Regions from separate parts of the Homo sapiens genome. Here region 1 is linked to region 2. A link is an interaction called in ENCODE POLR2A ChIA-PET data of the cell type or tissue named here. Cell type or tissue: Panc1. All regions are shown on one strand. Each heading gives the region's core, and the rest is flanking DNA. Links, peaks and the distances in the headings are about the cores only.

Region 1 (2,927 bases), core at 309-2,808, 190 kb after region 2:
TGCGCCACTGCACTCCAGCCTGGGCGACAGCGAGACTCCGTCTCAAAAAAAAAAAAAAAAAAAAGAAAGGATGGAATATGAGGGTCTTTTTAAATTCCTTGTGCCCAGTTAATCTTGCTTTCTTTCTTTGGCTGGGATAAGGGGTCAAATTATTAATTTCTTCACATCTTTACCCTCCTTTTCTTTCCCTATCACTGAAGCTTTTTAGTACATTAGTGGGGAGCTGGGTGGTGAAACATAACCACTGCTTCCATTTAACGGGGTGTGCCTGTTCAATAAGCGTAGCTATCGGAACAGACTGCATGTTTGAAGGAGGGGGATTTTTTCTTTGAGGGACCTGAGAGGGGAAGACCTGACTTATTCTGGTTAGGTTAGGATTTCCCTTTGTGGTGGAAATGTTTCTTAAAAGATTATAACCAACTTTCTACAAAAGTAGGGATTAGGAGAGAAGGTAGGGGTTGGGGATCAGGGAGGAGAATGCCCTTGGTCTCCTGCTTGTGTGGGACTAGCCTAGCTTGGGGTGAAATGCTCTCCTCTGAACACAAAGCTTAGTATAAACTGATGGATATCCCTACCTTAAAAGAAGAAGAGGTTCTTTTTGCTTGGTCCTCTATTTATCACACAAAACAGAGTAGTGTTTTTATATTTAAATGTAAAAACAAGGGTCGGGTGCAGTGGCTCATGCCTGTAATTCCAGCACTTTGGGAGGCCAAGGCAGGTGGATCACGAGGTCTGGAGATTGGGACCATCCTGGCCAACATGGCGAAACCCTGACTCTACTAAAAATACAAAAAATTAGCCGGGCATGGTGGCAGGCGTCTGTAGTCCCAGCTATTCAGGAGGCTGAGGCAGGAGAATCGCTTGAACCCAGGAGTTGGAGGTTGCAATGAGCCGAGATCATGCCACTGCACTCCAGCCTGGGCGACAGAGCAAGAATCTGTCTCAAAAAAAAAAATAAAAACAAGAAGATTATATATATAGTTTTGTGGCTTATGTGTGTTTTGCTAAGGGAGAAACAACATACAGGTCACGGGATACCAAATTCAAAGCAAATAATCTAGACAGAAATTAAGTAGCCCCTTTTGAGTAAGGAGTGAGGGAAGTGGTGCTTGAAAGTTGTTGATTTGCGGTTAGTCCTTCATGACCACTCTAGGGTTTCTGTGCCCTGCCCACCCTCTGGAGAAGACGAATACTGGTCAGTTAACAGACGACATGTTACTAGCAGTCACTTGATCCCCATGGCTTTGGTTTAAAAGACATATACTTGTCCACATGGGTTTAGAGGTAAGAGTTAGCTGGTCAACTTGAGCATGTTACTGACAGAGGGAATATTGGGGTTATTTTCTGGTGGGAATAACATGTCACTAAAGCAGGACTTTTGATATATTAAATTTTTAAAAAACAAAATAGAAGTTTAGATTTTAATCAAATCTGTAGAGTTTCTAAGTAATTTTTGCAGAATTGCCTGTTTGCTTTAACTGTCTCCTTCTGCCTCTGCTCTTGAAGGATATGGGGACAGGGCTAGAGTCAAAACACTTGAAATTTTGTATCCCAATGTCTTTTCTCCCAGTGTGAAATATTCCATTCTTTTGTTAAGACTACTGAGCAGTTATTTTTTTCTTTTGTAATAAGAAACAAACCCCACCTTTATCTCTACATTTCCGCTACCATTCTCTGGTTTTTGTGTTTGCTTCAGGGGGCCAGCTGTGGTTTTCTCTTGCCATGATGACTTCTAATCGCCAAGTACAGTATGCTCAAAGTCAGACAACTCCTTACTATAAACAAATTGTGTAACTGCCCAGAGCAGCACTTATAAATCAGCCTAACATAAGATCTCCAAAAAAAAAAAAAAAAGAGTTAAGGAAACCCACTTGGATGATAAGTGTATAACAAGATGATCTGTGTCAATAATTGAAGAAATGCAAATTAAAACTATAAGCAGAGCCTTTTACACTCACTGGCAAGAATTAAAAAGTCTGATAATATCAAACAAATGTATGGAACAAATAGAGTATATAAACTCTGCTAGTGAACGTGTAAGTTGGTATAGCTACTTTAGAAATTTTAATAAGATATGAGAAATAAGATTATTGGTCATTATCTTATAAAGCTGCATATGAAGCGTACTCTATCACCTAGTGATTTCCTTCCTAGAGGAGCTCTTGCCCACATACATCAAGAGACATGTACAAAAATGTTAATGGCAAGATTGTTCAAAATAGCAGAAAACTTGAAATGACTCATATGCCAACCAACACTAGAATGGATAACTTATATCTTCTTACACTAGAATATTATATATCAGAGAAAATAAATGAACTGCAGTTACAAAGGATGATGTAGATGAATCTTAAAGAAGATAATTCTGTACAAAAATAAAAAGACAATTCAGCACTGTCATGAGTTACAGAAAAATAAAAAGGAAAAAAGAAAAAAAAGGACAATTCAACTATAATATGGATCCACTTTACAAAATTCAAGTGCATGTTATATACTATTTAAGGATATTTAATCTAATGATACAAACATACGTGGTAAAAGTATTTTTTTAAAACTAAGGTAATAAGAAACAAAATATTTAAGAAAATTACCTCTGCGGGACACAGAGGAGGGGCAGTAAACATGGGGATCTTCCAATGTAATGATAATATACTATTTAGGTACATGGGTGTTCATTGTATCATTCTTCATAACCTTATAGCTTATGTATATTTTATGTCTTAAAGTACTGACTGCTATTAGATTCTTTACAGGGCATATTTATCTTCTCAAACTCACTTCAAACATTTTGTAGATTGTATAAGTTAATTGCCAAGTTAGGGGATGATTCACTTTTACTGGATATACATTCTTTAGAGTATGAGACAGTAGATATAATACTTTATAATGGCAAAAATCAAAAACAGCCTAACTGCCTACCATTTGGC
Region 2 (2,927 bases), core at 137-2,636:
GGGTTGATTTCTAGTCAATAAAATATTGTTACTTATTTAAACAAGACAGATTATTGTAACAAAACAATTTTTTTCTTTGAAATAGATTTTAAAACATTTCAAAGTAAATTTAAATATTAAATTATTATATTTCCATTTAAGTACCCCCTCTTCCATCAGTAATCCCATTCTCCAGAAATAATAGATCTTGATTTGTTCATCTTAATCTTTTATGTTGACATTTGGTCAGGAATGAAAATAGTGTTTCGCCCCTGAAAAAGTAATGAGTTTTCTGTCATAAATTTTATCCAATCATGACTAAGATAATTTATCTTTAAAAGAATGACAACGAAATATTTGATTTGGATTAAGTTCATATGGTTATATCAGAATTATACTTTATATACTAGAGTAACTAAATGAACCTATGGACTTCATTTATTTAGTATTCTCCATCTGTGGGCTGAGAAGGGTCTGCTTGAAATGATAGATAGTTTTGGATTTTGGCATAGATAAGAGTATGCAATTTTTGTTCAAGGATACAGATATGGCAGAGACTGGGTGGTTATTCTATTATAACCATTTTCTCTCTTCTGTGGCATACTGTTAGACGTACTTCCTCTTGTATTAGGTGGGGCCATGATACTAGCTCTCGAGAGTAGAATGTGGATGAAAATAATGAGCATGACGTTTAGAACTAACCCTAAAATTTCCTTCAAAACTTTCCATACTCTCCTCATTGAGGAATATTTAGTGGGAGTTTCCAAGGCCCTAGGATAGACACTAGTAGACAAAATGTCATTGAGTCACATAGTGAAAGACCATCTTTCCCTGTCCCAAATTGATTGTGACATAAGAGGGAAAACTTTTGTTGTGTAAGCCACTGAAGCTTTGGAGTTAGTTGTTACAGCAGAGAGAGTTACTTACCCTGATCAACATAGAAATTGACATTTTGAATTGTGTTGCTACTGTAACAAGATCCCAAAGTATATGACATTGGCCTAAGGGTTGGGCAGTGAGGAACACATACAGCATATTGGGATGGCTAGAAATCTATGTCATGTGATGAATGTTTGTAAAACTCTTACCTTTGGCAACTTGGAGGCCATTTCATGTTTCTACCAAGATTGAAGGTTTAAGAAAAGAAGTTGTTAGTAGTGTGTGTTCATTGTAATTGCATTACCTTGCCAAATGTAGTCAAGGAAGAGATGAGTTTAGGAAACTATTGTTTGGTTTACAGGAGTGAAAGAAAATAATAACCAGAAATTCAGAATTGGAAAAAATGACTGTTTTTAAACTCTCAAAAATAAAAGATGGATTTTAAGAAGGCTTTGAGCAAAAAAGACCCCATAAGACTTCTCAGTCTTACGTGTAGCCGAGTGGCTACACATTGATATAATGGTCAGATTAAGATGTGTGGCTTTCTTGAGCCTGAAAAGTCAGAGTAGCCACCAGTAAATTAACAGAGAGATGAGACATTGGGAAAAGAAGCAAAAAAATAAAGCAGATTTGAGAATGATAAAAAGTAATTTTGGAGTTGGTTATTAGCATTTGGATCTGACTGGAAGCTGCTATGATTCTGATGGAATTTTGTTGCTAGAGAAACTTGGAACTTGGCCTTAGAAGGCATGTGACTGTTCATTGAGCCCTAAAAGCTGTCCTCAAGTGGCATACTTCTCAACACCAACTTCATATGTGGCCACGGGAGATAACAGGCAAGGAAAACCCATAGAGGGTGAAGCCAGGAGCCATGGAGAACAACAAAGGACTAGGGAGTTTCTCCTGGAGAACAAAATTAGGGCCTTAACAAGGAATTTCTTCCTTCACAATGTTCATACATCCAGTGGGATTTCATAATGCTACAGATTAGCAACCACTGAATATTTTCCATTTTTTTTTTTGCATTTCTAAATGCGGTGATCCTTTCTCTGTTTCCCCATGGTATGTGTTTTGTACAGAGGGAGACAGGACAGATATCTTCTCTTTAAGGCGTATGTTGTGGGGACATGGAGAGCGACATCTACATCTGATGAAGAAGATTATGTATGAACTGGAGATCCTAGATTTTGTCCTGGCTGGGACCTTTGGTAATCTTCCTAGTGGAGAGCTTGAGTGCATTCTATATCTGGGAGGAAGAATTAAAAAAAAAATAGGTATTTAGTGAGTTAAATAATGGATTGTTCCAGAAACTAATTAGATTCTCTCTTTGCTCTTTTGGGGCATACAGATAGACTCAGATAGCCCCCATGTATGGAGGCTATGTGACTATGCCTTGTCAATGGAATATGAGCAGAAGTCATTTCGAGGCAAATGTAGGGTTTGCTTTCTTTTCCCTTTCAATTATGTCCTCAAAAGTAGATCTCACAGGATTTTTGGAACTTAGTTCCCTAAATGACCATGTACCAAGTATTCTCTCTCTACTGCGATACTCCTGCTCACCGCCACCCCCAAATTATTATTTAATGAATATTAGACTTTCATTGGGTTAAGGCATTGAGATTTGGGTTATAGCAGTAAACTTCGTATTATATAGTAAAGCACAAATATAAAAATCAATATTTTACATTTATACTATTTTGATAACTTTTAGAAAATAACATTTCTTGATTATTTACAGTGTTTTAGGTACCATGCTAAGCATTTAGCACATTGTCATCTTATTTGCTGTTTATAGTTACTTATCAGAAGTGAATGTTATTCCTGTTTTAGAGATTTAGGAATCTGAAGCTGAGAACATTTATAAGTAACTTTTTCTAGTAGCTGCTATTTATTGGGTTTGTATTTTACCATAATTACTTACTTAATTTCATTCTGATGGACAATAGTGTTTTAAGAACCAGACACAAACTCTGCCTTATTCACTGTTATTTATCACTAGTAGATTATAGAATTTGTAGTAGTTGTGGAATAAATATATATATTTTAAACTTTTGTTATAGTTCAGGGGT

The links. ChIA-PET counts read pairs that join two places held together with the same protein. Peaks named below come from ENCODE experiments on the same cell type or tissue, not always from the same donor. Only the 100,000 strongest peaks of a DNase experiment are listed, where the experiment ranks them.
Region 1: POLR2A ChIA-PET joins it to region 2 with 8 read pairs; 1 of 35 experiments calls an interaction of 5 or more read pairs at or near these places.

Annotation. Positions count from the first base shown.
Region 1 is chr11:9,955,495-9,958,421 of GRCh38, reverse strand. All of the region lies in intron 16 of SBF2 (SET binding factor 2), which reads left to right. It also overlaps the pseudogene GLULP2. Among named protein-coding and RNA genes, the nearest start is that of LINC02709, 200 kb to the right of the region's middle. In Panc1, for the core only: no CTCF peak of the experiment used is centred there; no DNase peak of the experiment used is centred there; H3K27ac peaks cover 2,036 bases.
Region 2 is chr11:10,147,703-10,150,629 of GRCh38, reverse strand. The region is part of intron 2 of SBF2 (SET binding factor 2); the gene reads left to right. Among named protein-coding and RNA genes, the nearest start is that of SBF2, 150 kb to the left of the region's middle. In Panc1, for the core only: no CTCF peak of the experiment used is centred there; no DNase peak of the experiment used is centred there; H3K27ac peaks cover 936 bases.